Linked DNA regions of Mus musculus: region 1 is linked to region 2. A link is a contact called in ENCODE Hi-C data. All regions are on one chromosome and are shown on one strand. Each heading gives the region's core, a stretch centred on a gene start or an enhancer-like site at or near the end of the contact. The rest is flanking DNA. Distances are from core to core; before and after follow the strand shown.

Region 1 (6,726 bases), core at 2,582-5,081, 39 kb before region 2:
TGAAACATTATGTATGATTAAAATATATTAAAAACTTTCCTTAAAAGGTAAAAGAAACTAGTTTAAGTGGGAGCTCGGTTAAGGCTGTAATTCAGCGGTTCAGCACTTGCCTGACATACATCTGTGCAAGGCCTTTAAAAAAACTGAAGAAGGGCACTTTCCATTACTGCTTTCTATTACATGGAGCAGTAAGTCACAGAGCGAAACAAAGCATTTCCCTGGAGTTGGCAAATAACTGTAAGCAAGTCCTTCAGTCTGCAAACCCAAGCAGAGGTCTACAGTACAGAAACCTTACCCAGCAAAGCCACATGTGCAAAGTTCTCAAGCACCACTTCCTCGTGCAGGGCCTTCTGATCAAGTGTCAAGCTGGCCAATTCCTGCTCCGTGAAGTACACAGCCTCATCTTCAAATATCACTGGTTCCTAAAATGACAAATAACAGCTCTCCTCAGACAATCACGGGGCACAACTGTATACTGCTGATCAAAGTGTAATAAGTACGAACTGGATGAGTATTCTAGAAAACGTTTGTAGAGCAGATAGTAAGACTAACCAAATGCACTCTTTATGATCTAGCAACTTCATACACACACACACACACACACACACACACACACACACACACACGCACACATACAATCCCAGGAGAATGAGTGCCTATATCCGCCAAAAGGCAAGATTGCAGTGGGATAGTGGGCCAGTGGTAGAGTGCTTGCCTGGTATCTTAGAATTAGTATTGATATGATGAAAAAAACATGAACAAAACCAAATTGTGGAGGAAAGGATTTATTTGGCTTACATTTCCACATTGAAGTCCATCATTGAAAGAAGCCAGAACAGGAACTCAAACAGGGCAGGAACCTGAATGTGGAAACTGATGCAGAGGCTGGCTTGCTTCCCCTGCCTTGCTCAGCCTGCTTTCTGATAGAACCCAAGACCACCAGCCCAGGGCTGGCACCACCCACAATGGGCTGGACCTGACCTTATCAATCACTAATGAAGAAAATGCCTTACAGGCTTGCCTACAGCCTGGAGGCTTTGAAGGCATTTTCTTAATTGAGGCTCCCTCTTCTCAAATGACTTGAGTTTGTGTCGAGATGACATAAAATTATGCAGCACACATAGTATGCCCAAAGCCCTGCATTCAGTGCCCAGTCCAGTGTCAGGGGGAGGTGTGGGGAGGATATCATTGGCTGGAAAAATAGTCTAGTGAGTAAAATAGTTGTTTCACAAGCACGAACACATGAATTTAGATCCCTATCACCCACATAGAAGCTGGGGATGAGAGCAGGTATCTGCACCCCCAGTGTGGAGAGATGAGCAATCCCCATGGCTTTGGAAAGGGCACAAAGTAGAACAGCTTAAAGTATTAACATAAGTGATAGTCATATGAATGTATATATTTCAAAAAAGTGAGAGATACAGTTGAAACATGTGTGTCAGTTAAACCTCAGTGAGAAATTTATAAAATAAACAATAGATTAATGTAAATGTACTCATAGGTACAAGCTTGTATGTATATATGTACATATACATGTATGTGTGCATATTTGTATATATGTACATATATAGCATTGTAAACCCACACAGGTATGTACAGCTTACCTGAGGCTCTGCTTTTATGGTGATATCTTCCATGATCAAATCTTTCAGTTCTGTAGCAAATGCAGGCTTAGATTTTTCAGGACCTGAAGGTAAACAGAGAAACTATTAGTGACAACACTTGTCTTCTTCAGCATACAATCCTTGATTCATCCTGTTTTGAAGGCCCTGTGAAGTATTATTCGTCAGTTACTTCTTATCAGTAGCAATTCTAGTCTTAGCAAAAGTGAGATGGCAGGCACAATGGAGAAGAGGTTCATCCAGGAAATGTATAATGATAGCCTGTACTGTTAAAAGTATAATTTCAGTAATCCAGAGACAACAGCAAGGTACAGATACAAGAGGAATAAGTGTATACATAAAATCCAGTGAATACTGACAGACCTAAGAACCAGCCTAGCCCCTTGCTACTTAATAATAATTACTATCTTTTTTTGTAAAGCAAGTCAAACAATTTAAAGGTGGTTTATTAGGAATATTTTTATGTTTTCTGGCTAGAGATTGTGGTATATTTGTTCAATTTTATAACAGTAGCAGTGAGAAGGAAAACACTATCCTGTTAAAGAAATCTATGAACTTCACAATATGATTTCAAATATTCTAGTACAGGGAAGCAAAGCAGTCTCGTTTCTTAGTTATATTTTCTGCTCTGGGTAAATTCATCCTTTAATAATTAGAAAGTAAGCCTGCTGTCGTTCAGAGGAGTGGATGGGCGAGATTTGTGCTTGAAGATAATACCTGAGATGTGAACAACTGCCTGTGGCATGGATATCTAACAGATAAAAATATGAAGAGTATAAAGGACGGTACAAAGAGCTAAGTCAAGACATTTTTCATATAAACATCGAAAACTGTTAGATCCAACACACATTAGGTGCTTTCTTACAAATACCTTTTTGGGAATTAACATTAACACACTAATCAGCAGCACTAAGGTTTAAGTCATGGAAGACACCCTGACAAAAATGCCATGTCCTCCGCTGCCTTGTCCTACACTTCAGGTCCGCCTGCTTAAGGCCCACTGTGCCATTTTCCTGCACAATCTTCCTGCCTGCATCTCAAGCTGTTCTGCTCCAAGCCTCTTCCTCACCGACCCGGGTGTCACCCTCCCTGCCCAGCCTCATTGGGGCCTCCATGTCTCTCCCTGTAGTTAGGCTGTAGAAGCCTTTGACCCTCAGCGCCCTCTTCCCGCCCAGGCGTCGCGTCCACAGCGCCCTCTTTCCATTTCAGACCGCGCCCCTCTCTCCAGCACCCCGGTAGGCAAGCCTGGGGCCCAAGAGGACCACCTTCCCTCCCTCAGGTCCATGCCAACCAAGCCTTCCTCATGTTTCCTCACACTCACCTACGGAGGGATTCTAACGGCCTCTCACCATCCACGCTCTCAGGTTTTAAAGATTCCTGGCCCGGAAATACATCATCTCACCGACCGGCCAATCCTCTGTGAGTCTCTCTAGGAATCTTGGAGGACCCCATAATCTTGATCGCGCTGTGCGTGGTCTAGCGAGAGTCAGGCTTCTTGACAAAGCGACCTCGTCAGAGAGGAGGCAAGAGCAAGAAGAAAGGTTGTTTATTCCACTGAGCAGTGGGCAGTGGACCTGCCCAAGTGAACTTAGGAGCAGGAGGGCTGACTCCCTATTGAAGATGCTAAACATTTTCCCACCCTACATGGCTCACCCATACAAGGCTGCTTTTCTCTGTTTCTAACTGAAGTTCCTAAGCAGCGCTACAAACCCCTCAAAGCGGTGGCCCGCCCCTCCTTCCTGTCCCAGCCTACAAGATGCCCACAGGAGCTGTCAAAAATGACGTCTCCACAACACCTCTTCTGCCTGCAACTGACACAGGTGGCACATTTCCTTTCCCACCTCAGCAGGAGCTGTCTGGAAGAAGCAAGCACTCTGCAAATCAGTCCAAGTGGCAGCCAGCCCCTCCTTCCTGCTCCAACCTATAGCCAGTAAGATGCCCCTCCGGAACTGTCAAAGAATGGCAGCAAGAGGACATTTCCTCAGTCTGCAGGAGGCTCATCCCCTTTCCCGCCATCAGCAGGAGCTGTCCCTCAAGAGTTGTCTATGGTGGCAACACCTTTCTTGCCTCAGCCTACAGCCTTAGGAACTATCTATCCCACAGGAGCTGTCCACAGTGGCAGCACCTCCTCTCCACCTCCCCAGCAGTTCCACAGAGATGCTACCTCAACCAAAGCCACCTGCAGCCAGGAAGGACCTCTCATCCTAACCCATAGGTCTAATGCAGGGAAAAGGTGGTGGGGAAAAAAGCCACCAATCACTGAGCAGGAGAACCCACCAATCACTGAGCAGGAGAACCCACCAATCCCTGAGCAGGAGAACCCACCAATCCCTGAGCAGGAGAACCCACCAATCCCTGAGCTCCCCAAACTCAGGACTTGAAATCTCACCAATCCTCATCCGGGAAATCTCTGCTCTGAAAAGCTTTGCCTCCTAAGAAATTCTACATAAGCCCTGCCCTTTGTCCAATTCTCTGCTGTCTGCTTCTGGGAACAGAGGGCAGCCAGCCATGTCTGGATTCATCCCTCCTTACCCTGAATAAATCTCTTTCATGAGACTTTCCACCTATCGTGACTCTCTCATCAGGAAAAGCCAAGAAGCAATAAAAAGATGGAACCGAGTGAGAAAGTGGAGCAGGGCTACCTTCCCCTGGGAGCTACAATGCCTCTGCTGAGGAGGCTTCCTATCGGCCGTGTCTCAGGGTTCCCTTCCACTGGGATACCTGACCCTTCCCCCTCAGAACTGTGCGGTTCCTGGGCTTCCAAGGCCCAGGTTTCCCTGCCATCTGGGCAGAACCACTTACAAGGACCTATAGGAGGAGTCAGAGGTGTGGAAGATCTGAATGTGGCTGGATTCATTTAGAAAGTATGGATGCCTTCCAAGAAACCTTGAGGGCCAGTTGAACAGAAGTCCAGGCTTGAACTAAGTGATCTCATTGTGTACCACAAAGACATTTAACATTAAAAAAAAAAAGTGGTGCAAAAAATTTGTAGACTTATTTAGACTGGGCTTCCCAGATGCAGACTCAAGCACCAGCAATGGGCGTGCTTGCCTGGCTCCTGCTGCCACCTCTGATATCTCCGAGAGGGGTTGAGCTTTATACTGTTCTATCTCTTACTCATGCTCAACTTTTCTTTGTTAGAGTAGAGATGCAGAGACAAGGGATAAGCAACTCCACAGAGCACCTGCCCTCCCCCCACCCCTCACTTATAGACCTGTGTCTACAGGTCAGGAAAGAGGTAATGTGAGGCTCTAGAGATGAGAAAATGAGGTTAGCCATTTCTAGGAGAGCTGAGCTTGCAGTGAGGCCACTGTTTGCGGAGCAGGGTATTTCAGCTGGCAGGTGGTAAGAATCAGGGCATCAGCTAAGGTGTGGCACATGGGGACAAGATGTCACTAAATGTGACTTGGTGCCACTAGAGCTGATATTTTCTGCCGTTTGTTTTGTGATGGGTTGGGAGAGCAATGGGGCCAGACTTCAGGCATAGATTTCAGAGGGCTGCTTTGGGCTGAATTGGGATGTTGCCATGGAACAGATTTTGGAATTAGAGATTTTGGAGGAGCCAGATGTTGTTGCCATGACTTTTGGTGGTGTCCTGAATCAAGGGGTTCAGTCTGAAGAGGACAAAGGGCTTAGATAGCCCATATCTCATTTATTATTTTATGTGTACGGGTGTTTTACCTGCATGTCTGTGCACCGTGTGCATGTAGTGCCCACAAAGGCCAGAAAAGAATATTAGGTCCTTTGGAATGGAGTTACAGGTGGTTGTTAGATGCCATGTGGGTACGGGAAACCAAAACTCAGTCCTCTGAAAAAGCACCGAGTTCTGTTAACTGCTGCTCCAACCCCTGGGTTAGTTTAAACCACAGGTTCAGGTGCTGGAGAGATGACTTGGTAGTTAAGAGCACTTGCTGCTCTTGCAGAGGAACAGAGTTCAGTTTCCAGAACCCATGTCAGGTGGCTCACAACTGTCTATGTCTCCAGTGCTGTCTTCTAGCCTCCTGGGGCACCATACATATATGTGCATACACATGCAGATACACCCACACATACGCATAAATAAAAATAAATATGCTTTTGAAAGACAGGATACAAAGGCTAATAATAGGGAAATAAGGAGAATAAATAAAAGGGTAGCCAGCCAGGGTTGCCATCACCCCCATTGAACCATTGTGCTTACGAGGTGGGATGCTGGCAGGGTTTGGATGTTCTGCGTGCCATCTTCTTGCCATGTCTCAGTCTACCCTGGGATGGTTTATAGAGAAGTAGCACTCTTGCTGGAGGAAGAAATGGGTACTCTCTTTCTCTGTCGGAAGAAGATTCAGGGCTCTGTAATTTCTAAGAATGACACCTGCAGTGAGTCTCTTTGGTTCCAGATGGTTGTGATAATGGCAGCTATTCCATCTGGGATTTCAGAAACAGCCATGGAAAGCTTTTGGAAGTAAGAGAGTTGGGGAAATGCCAGCTGTCTGCACCAAGGACAGAAGAGATGCCTGAGACAAGAAGAGCCGTCAGTGGGAGGAGATTGGGGTTGAGGAGAGAATTGAGGCAAAAAGGGAGATCATTTCGGTTTGATCGTTGGGGAGGAATTCAGTGTCCATACATTGGAAAACAGAAGTACAGATGCCAGACCTGGGGGATAAACACAAGTTGATGTTCTACAGAAGAAATCTCCTGAATAGCTGAGACAAGAGTACAAAAAAGGGTATGGAGACATGAGAAATGTCTGAGAGAATACATCTCAGTTTTCTTGGACAGTGCTCTCATTTTTTTATTTTAAGATGAAATATTCTCCAGATAGGACAGCCTCAAGTTGGGTTGAAGGTTGTATAAGAACAAATTAGGGGCCCTTGTATACCTGGAGTTTAACCTCGAACAACATTGAGTCAACAGATGTGGTGATGAGTTGGGTTGAGTTGCCTGTATCCAAATACAGTACTGTATCCAAATACAGTAATGGTATAGTAGGTGCCAGAGGGAGGAAGGGGACAGTGGTGATGTGGTGTGGTGATGAGTTGGGTTGAGTTGCCTGTATCCAAATACTGTACTGTATCCAAATACAGTAATGGTATAGTAGGTGCCAGAGGGAGGAAGGGGACAGTGC
Region 2 (6,919 bases), core at 3,601-6,100:
AGGCCAATAAGGGTGCTACTTTTACACTGGGGCTGTAGCAGAGCTGGTCGTGCTCACCTGCATGAGGGTTTGACCCTCAGCACTGTATGGGTGTGGCGGCATACATCTTCAACCACTCAGGAGGTTTGACAGGAGCATCTGAAGTTCAGCCATACAGCCAGTGTAAGGCTCGACTAAGATGCATTAACCCCTATCTCAAATAATATAACAAAATAAAATAAAACCTCCAGAAACAAAATCAAACCAACAAACAATAGTTCCATCCTCGAAGCACGTGGCCTCGTGGGCCGTGCCATACGACATGAGAATGCTGGAACTTCGTCACAGGATGCTCAAAGGCTAACACAATGACTTCCATGTTCCAGAGGGTGAAACAGGCATGGAGAGGTAACACCCAATTCCCGAAGCCTCCAATGAGCTGGGTGGACTGGGGAAATGCCATCGCTTAGCCTGAGGTTCCCTTCCAACAGACTAAGCTTAAATTTGAGGGACATGGCTCCCACAGTGGAGTTCTACCCTGAACAACTTAGGCCAGAGACAACTCAGGAGGCTGAGGCAGCCCCTCAGGTGTGCAACTGGCATATGGAGTTGGCAGGCTCTCACACAGTAACCAGCACTTCAGTCGGGGACAGAAGACACCAGAAGTGTGGCAGATGCCACAATGGAGGTTTCCCTATGCTTGCATACCCCCACACTCAACGCAAGTTGCCTGTTGAAACTTTACTGAGTCACAGATTCAAGCCCCAGAGTTAATGCTGGGCAAACCTCCTCCTCCCACTACCACCAGACACCAGCTAAGAGCCAAGTAGGTGGGTCCCCCAAAGGGCTGATCTCAATCCATCCCAGTAGAAAGTGCTGTGAGTTATGCAACCTGTGACATGTACAAACTGTTCAAACAAACAAGATGAGCTTCTGGAATGTAAAAGTAGCTTATCTGATCAATTCTAGTGGACAGTGCCTCTGCTGGCCTGCCCAGGACCAGGAAACCAAGCTATGATTTAAGGACCCCACAAAGCCACCCCTCCCTGCACACCCCACCAGGTCCCCAGCACTCACACAAGGTACTCCTGGACAGCTTTCCGTCACCCTCTGGACACAGAGCTGGCTCCTCCTAAGTCTGGGGGCTGCAAATGTGACAGCTGTGTCTCCAGAACTCCTCAGAACAGGACTGGAGAGGATGAAATCAGCAAAATGACAGGATTTAAATGGTGTGGCCACCTCCTCTCCTCCCTCTCCAGTCATCTTTTCCTTTCTGATCTTATTTCCTCCCAGGCACAGCTGGGCCACCTCTGCCCCCAGCAGCCTCAGGAGCCTGTGACCCAGAGCATGACCATCCCAGGACCTCCACCCACTCCACCCTCCCCCAGGAGGCTCCCCAAACCCAAAAGCCACTCTTGCTTAGCTTCAGACGGCCCCTCTAGCTCTCAGCCTACTGCTCTTGCATTCTTGACATCATTCTGGGCTCAACGGTACCTGGAGACATTGGGACAGCCCCAGAAACTAGCTAGCTGCAGAGCATCCTTTGACCTCAAAACAGCTACACACAGGCAGGCTGTGCCAGGCCCCAGAAGCCTGTCTCTAGTGTCCTGGGGGCAGTATTGGGCTCTCTCCTTCCTCCATCCATCAAGGGCGTGGGCAACCATCAGTTACTAAATTCTACCAGCACTTGTAACACCACCCAACAATTACACGAGCTTACTACAGACCAGGGTCTGTTCTCACAGCTTCTCTCCTGCCGTCATTCACTAGGGTAAGTACAGTTTTATCTCTATGAGGGGACCAGACACCGAGAGGCCAAGGGAGTTGCCAAAGTCACTCAGCCAAACCAAGCTGAGCTGGGAGTCCAAGGAAAATCAGTGTGGGGAGTTGGGTGGAAGGAACTGACTGGATATATTAAACTGCGCCTGCTTAAGCTGCCTCACTGGGAGATGCCTCAAGGGCTGATGGTTCCCGGATGGGAAAACAAGCCCAACACCCATGGGGCACAGCAAAGGCAACCACTCACTGCCTCTGACCTGAGGAGTTAGGAAGGGGACATAGAATGACCCATGCAGGGACAGGGTTTGGGGGGTGTTGGGGATGCTTTGGAAACTCCAGGCCCAGCCAGCCTGCAGGGGAAACCAGGACCCCACTAGTCAGCTTCACTGTCCAGCATAGTTGGCTTACCGGTTCAGCTTGCCATAATCCTTGCAGTCAATCCTGGGCCCTAACAAGTGTGTCCCAGAAAGGGATTTTAATGCATTAAAATCCTTAGTCATTGTCTCTTTGTGTGGCTTCCAGAGGCCTCTGTCAAGACCTCTGACTCAAACCTGAGGCACTAAGACCTGATGAGACTGCCCTCTGTGGGCTTAGGGGTGCCCCAAAACAATCAAGGAGCCTCCTGGGGAAGGGCTGAACAGAGATGGAAAGTGACATTCCCAAGGACACACAGCAAGGGCTTTGAAGACACGATGTCAGAACCCAGCTACTACCAGGCCACAGCCCTTCCTTCCCCCCACAGATAGCACAGGCTCCTACTGAGAGGCTGCCTTTCAGCCCCTAGCTAAAGGACTCACAGGTGCCAGGATCTCTCACCTAGGGAGGCGAGACAACACCAGAGGGGCACTGGTGGCCACATGTCCGACAGCCTCGGCTGCAGGTGTGTGTTGTCAAACCACCTCCATCCTCAGAACCAGACAGGAAGAGACTCCACCTCTGCAACAGGGGTTCTGGTTTCTTCACAGCCATGCTGGTGTCTGTCTGTCTGTCCACTGAGTTAAGGACTCTTCCAATAACCTCCTTACCCCACCACCACCACCACACCCTCAATGTCCCCTTAAGAAGAGCTTCACAGTAAGCCTGGATGTGCAAGGTCTACTCATACAGATTTAGAGGAAGTCTAGCTGAGAACAGTAACCCATCTCGGTAAGTCTCCATGGGGCTAGGTACTCCCCAAGGCAGTGAGGCAAGAGGTGGTGTTCCAGTTTCACAGGGCATGCAGGACCATGGCGCATCTCAGACAGAGCCACTTGGGGCTCTGGTCTCCATGCCTGGATCATGGGCTATCCTCTTAACTTTGTTAGTTGAAGCAAAGTCTCCCTCACTCGCAGTGCGAGCTGGCCACACTTGCTGTCCTCCCGTTTCTGTATCCCAGCACTGGCACTACAGGTGTGCACAATGCCAAGCTCTCCTCTTTTAGCATGTTCTTCTTCTTTTTTATTTTATGTAACTGAATATTTTGCCTGGTTTGACGGATGTGTACCACATGTGTGCCTGATGGCCACAGAGGCCATAAGAGGGTGTCAGATCCTCTGGAACTATAGTTACAGACAGTAGTAAGCTACCATTTGAGTTCCAGGAACTGAACCTGGGACGTCCAGAAGTGCCTTTAACCACTAAGCCATCTCCCTCTCCAGCCTCAAAATGTTAAGTGGGTTCTGGACCAGTGAAAGACCCTGTCTCAAAAAAAAAAAAAAAAAAGCCTAAAAAAAATGACACCGAGGTTGACCTCTGACCTCCACAAGCACACGCATACACAAATAAATAAAAGTAAAATGTCCAGTGTAGAATGTACTATATAGACACAAGAAAAGTTGGAGATGATGCTAAGTCCATAGTCCTCTCTGTTCGTGCCCAGAGCCCCGTCTGCAGCCACAGTTGGTCCTCAGCGTGATAGGACCTCTCCACCCACCCACACTCCCTGAGTCTGAATTCCTCAGGGGTTCCTGGCTTCATTGAAATGCCTGGTGCTGATAACCTCCCAGGGAGCAGCCATGATCCCAGCACAACCCTCCACATGGGAGAGCAGGCACTCGCAGGGTTTCCAGCCTCTTCCCTGTTTTTGTTTGTTTGTTTGCTTTGTTTTGTTTTGTTTTTTAAACCTCCTCCTTGCCATTTTCCTGAGTTTAAAACGAATCACCTTTATCATCCCTAGAGATAGAAAACGACTAAAGCACTTTCCCAGATGGCTACCCACTCCTCTGAGCCATAGGTTTCTCACCTGGAAAAGACCTTGCCTGGGACTGCTGAGCCATACAAGCCTCTCACCTTCTGTTCAAACCTAAGCTTCATGTCAGGACCCCAAAGATGAACTGGGGAGTGAGTCACTGGACCCCTTTACTCTGCCCCTTCCAGTGTAGCCACATTTGAATAAATCTATCTCTGCTTTTTACTCCTGCCTTCCTACCTGCCATACCGGGAAATGGAGTCTGAGCCTGGCTTAGTAGGACTGTCAAAACCCAGTTTTTTTGCCTCTAATTCCAGCAAGAAGACAGAGTGAGCTGGGCTGTGGTGGCACACGCCTTTAATCCTAGCACTTGGGAGGCAGAGGCAGGCAGATTTCGGAGTTTGAGGACAGCCTGGTCTACAAAGTAAGTTCCAAAACAGCTAGGGTTATTCAGAGAAACCCTTTCTCAAAAAACCAAAAAATAAAAAAGAAAGAAAGAAAGAAAAGAAGGAGGAGGAGGAGGAGGAGGAGAAGGAGAAGGAGAAGGCAACGACGATGACGACGATGATGACAGAGTGAATCGCAGCCCTGGGTGAGAGGCCATGGACCCTATCTGACCCTTGGAATTCACAATGCAGGGTCCCAAAGAAGGGGAGGGGGCTCTCCCTGGAGAGGAAATCGCTCCATGCCTCCCTCTCCCAGTACCCAGGTCCTGGGTACCGGGACCACTGTAGACGCCGAGCAGCACCACCCTCCCCAAGGGCTGCCAGACCTACCAGAGCCAGACTGTTTGCCCCAGGACATCCGCCGGAGTCTGAGAGGGCCCAGTGGCTGTTGTCTCTTCTTCAGGGACGTGCAGAGTGAGCAGGAGTCTCAGGACACACATCCTGGTTTCCTGGGGTTGGGGAAGTCGCTCTTCCCTGGTAAGTCCTCCCATCCGCTGCACTGAGCCAAGCTCTAATGACTCCCACCCCAGGAAGGAGTGCCCCAAGAGCAGTCCAATAACCCTGGAAAGCACAGTCCTCTATGTCCCAGCAGTGAGCCAAGCAAGCTAACTCAACCTTGCAGCTTTCTGGACACCTAGCTGATCTTCTGCACTCTACCCAGCATTCACCTTTGTCTGTCTAGGCCCCCTCAGTGGGATTCCCCACTGTGCTGTGTCTGTGCACACGGGTCAGCAAAGTGGCAGCCTCGTCTCCCAGGCTCCCTGCCCTATCCTTCCTCTCCCTTCTTCCACCATCTCAAGGTGGCTCTGCCAGCTGTTTTGTTATCTGCTCCCTCAACCAACTGGGGAACTCGCCTGCAATGAATGAATGCATGCATGCATGCATGCATGGATGGATGGATGGATGGATGGATGGATGGACCAGTGTGGGTGGGTGTGCAATATGCTGCTGGCTGTACACTCAGCAGTCTTCGGCTGACTCCTCTCTCCTGTGGTCCAGGCCACCAAGCCATGTGTCAGTGCTCTGTTTGGCAAATGCTTTGCCTTCAAAGGAGCCATAATACCTGGTAGTGCCAGAATGACTGCCCTGCTGATCACTTGGAGCTTGCCATGCACCAAGCCCACACTCCACAGTTAACACCTTAGAAGTGACTGATGTCTTCGTTGGTTGGTTGATTGGTTGGTTGGTTGGTTGGTTGGTTGGTTGGTTGGTTAATCGTCCAGACAGTCTCACATAGCCAAAGCTGTCCTCCTGCTTCCAACTCATTAATACTGGGCATATGTGTGTGCCACCACACCATATTTATGTTCTTTTATAGAAAGAATATCACTTTGTAGTCCAGTGACCTCAGACTTGGTATGTAGCTCAGGCTGCCATTTGAATTTACCATCCACCTGCCCCTGAGGTTACAGGCCCATGTCAGCACTGGGCTTAGGGCGGCTTTGGTCCTTCAGACAAGAGAAGTGAACATGAACTTAGATATTTGTCTTTCTCTTGAGTCCACAGACTATCAGACTGGAGGGCAAGACCTGATGGGTTTTCTCTCAGACAGAGGAGGACCAGACCTTTCATGACGCTAAACACCAGTTATCAGAGAATAAGGCTCAGGGAGTGTTCCACAAGAGCCCAGAGCCTGCTTCCCTCCCAGGGATCAGCTAAAGTTCTAGGGCCTCACCCACCCCTCTCTTTGCTTATTTTAAACCTAATTTTAGAAGCAGCATCCATATATAGAAGTCAGCTAGCTTTCGCAAATGCTGGTGTCGCATAAACACAGCAAGAGAGCTAATGACTGTAAAAGAACACTGACCCAGACTATCACCTAACCAATACGTGTCACAGTTTGGATGTGGTTTGTACATGCCCCATATTATATTCTGCATATTTAGTCCCCAGGGCGGCTGTGGAAAGGAGAAGGAGGGACCTTAAGAAATAGGTCTCAGGGGAGGCAGTGACCTTAGAAGGCTTTGGTGCTGGAAGGTTTCAAGCATGGGCTGTTACTGAATCAGTTCAGTTGTCTGGGCTCTTGCTCCTGCTTCCTGCCTGGCCATCTGATAAGTTCTCAGTACTTTCATGCCATCTGCCTTGAAGCCGCTCACCAGAGTGGGTCAGATGCTGGCCCCACACACTTGAACCCTCTGAACACTAAGCTAAGTCAACTTATTTCCTTTTTAAAAAATAATGTGTGTATGTTTGTGTGTGTGTATGTGTGTATATGTGTATATATGTGTGTGTATGTGTGTGCATGTATATGTATGTATGTGTGTTTGTGTGTGATGTGTTTGTGTGTATATGTGTGTATGTATGTGTGTGTATGTGTGTATGTATGTGTGTGTATGTGTGTATGTATGTGTGTATATGTGTGTATGTTTGTATATAAGTATGTGTTTATGTGTGCATTTGTGTGTGTATATGTGTGTATGTATGGGTGTGTATGTGAGTATGTATGTGTGTATATGGGTGTGTTTGTATATGTGTTCATGTGTGTGTTTGTGTGTGTATGTGTGTATATGTGTGTCTGTATGTGTATTGTGTGTTTGTATGTGTATGT

The links. A loop is a pair of places that touch in the nucleus more often than their neighbours do.
Region 1: a map of CH12.LX shows a loop between it and region 2 (2.2-fold over the local background). The contact joins the promoter of 1700048O20Rik here to the promoter of Ackr2 in region 2. A Hi-C loop is called at or near these places in 1 of 37 maps with a recorded cell type or tissue (CH12.LX).

The regions. Positions count from the first base shown.
Region 1 is chr9:121,934,380-121,941,105 of GRCm38, reverse strand. 1700048O20Rik (RIKEN cDNA 1700048O20 gene) reads right to left here and starts at 3,831. Exons shown (of 5, transcript NR_033553.1): 1 at 3,787-3,831; 2 at 2,944-3,130; 3 at 1,605-1,687; 4 at 296-422.
Region 2 is chr9:121,896,286-121,903,204 of GRCm38, reverse strand. It overlaps Ackr2 (atypical chemokine receptor 2), which reads right to left and starts at 4,850. Exons shown (of 4, transcript NM_001276719.1): 1 at 4,702-4,850; 2 at 1,057-1,168.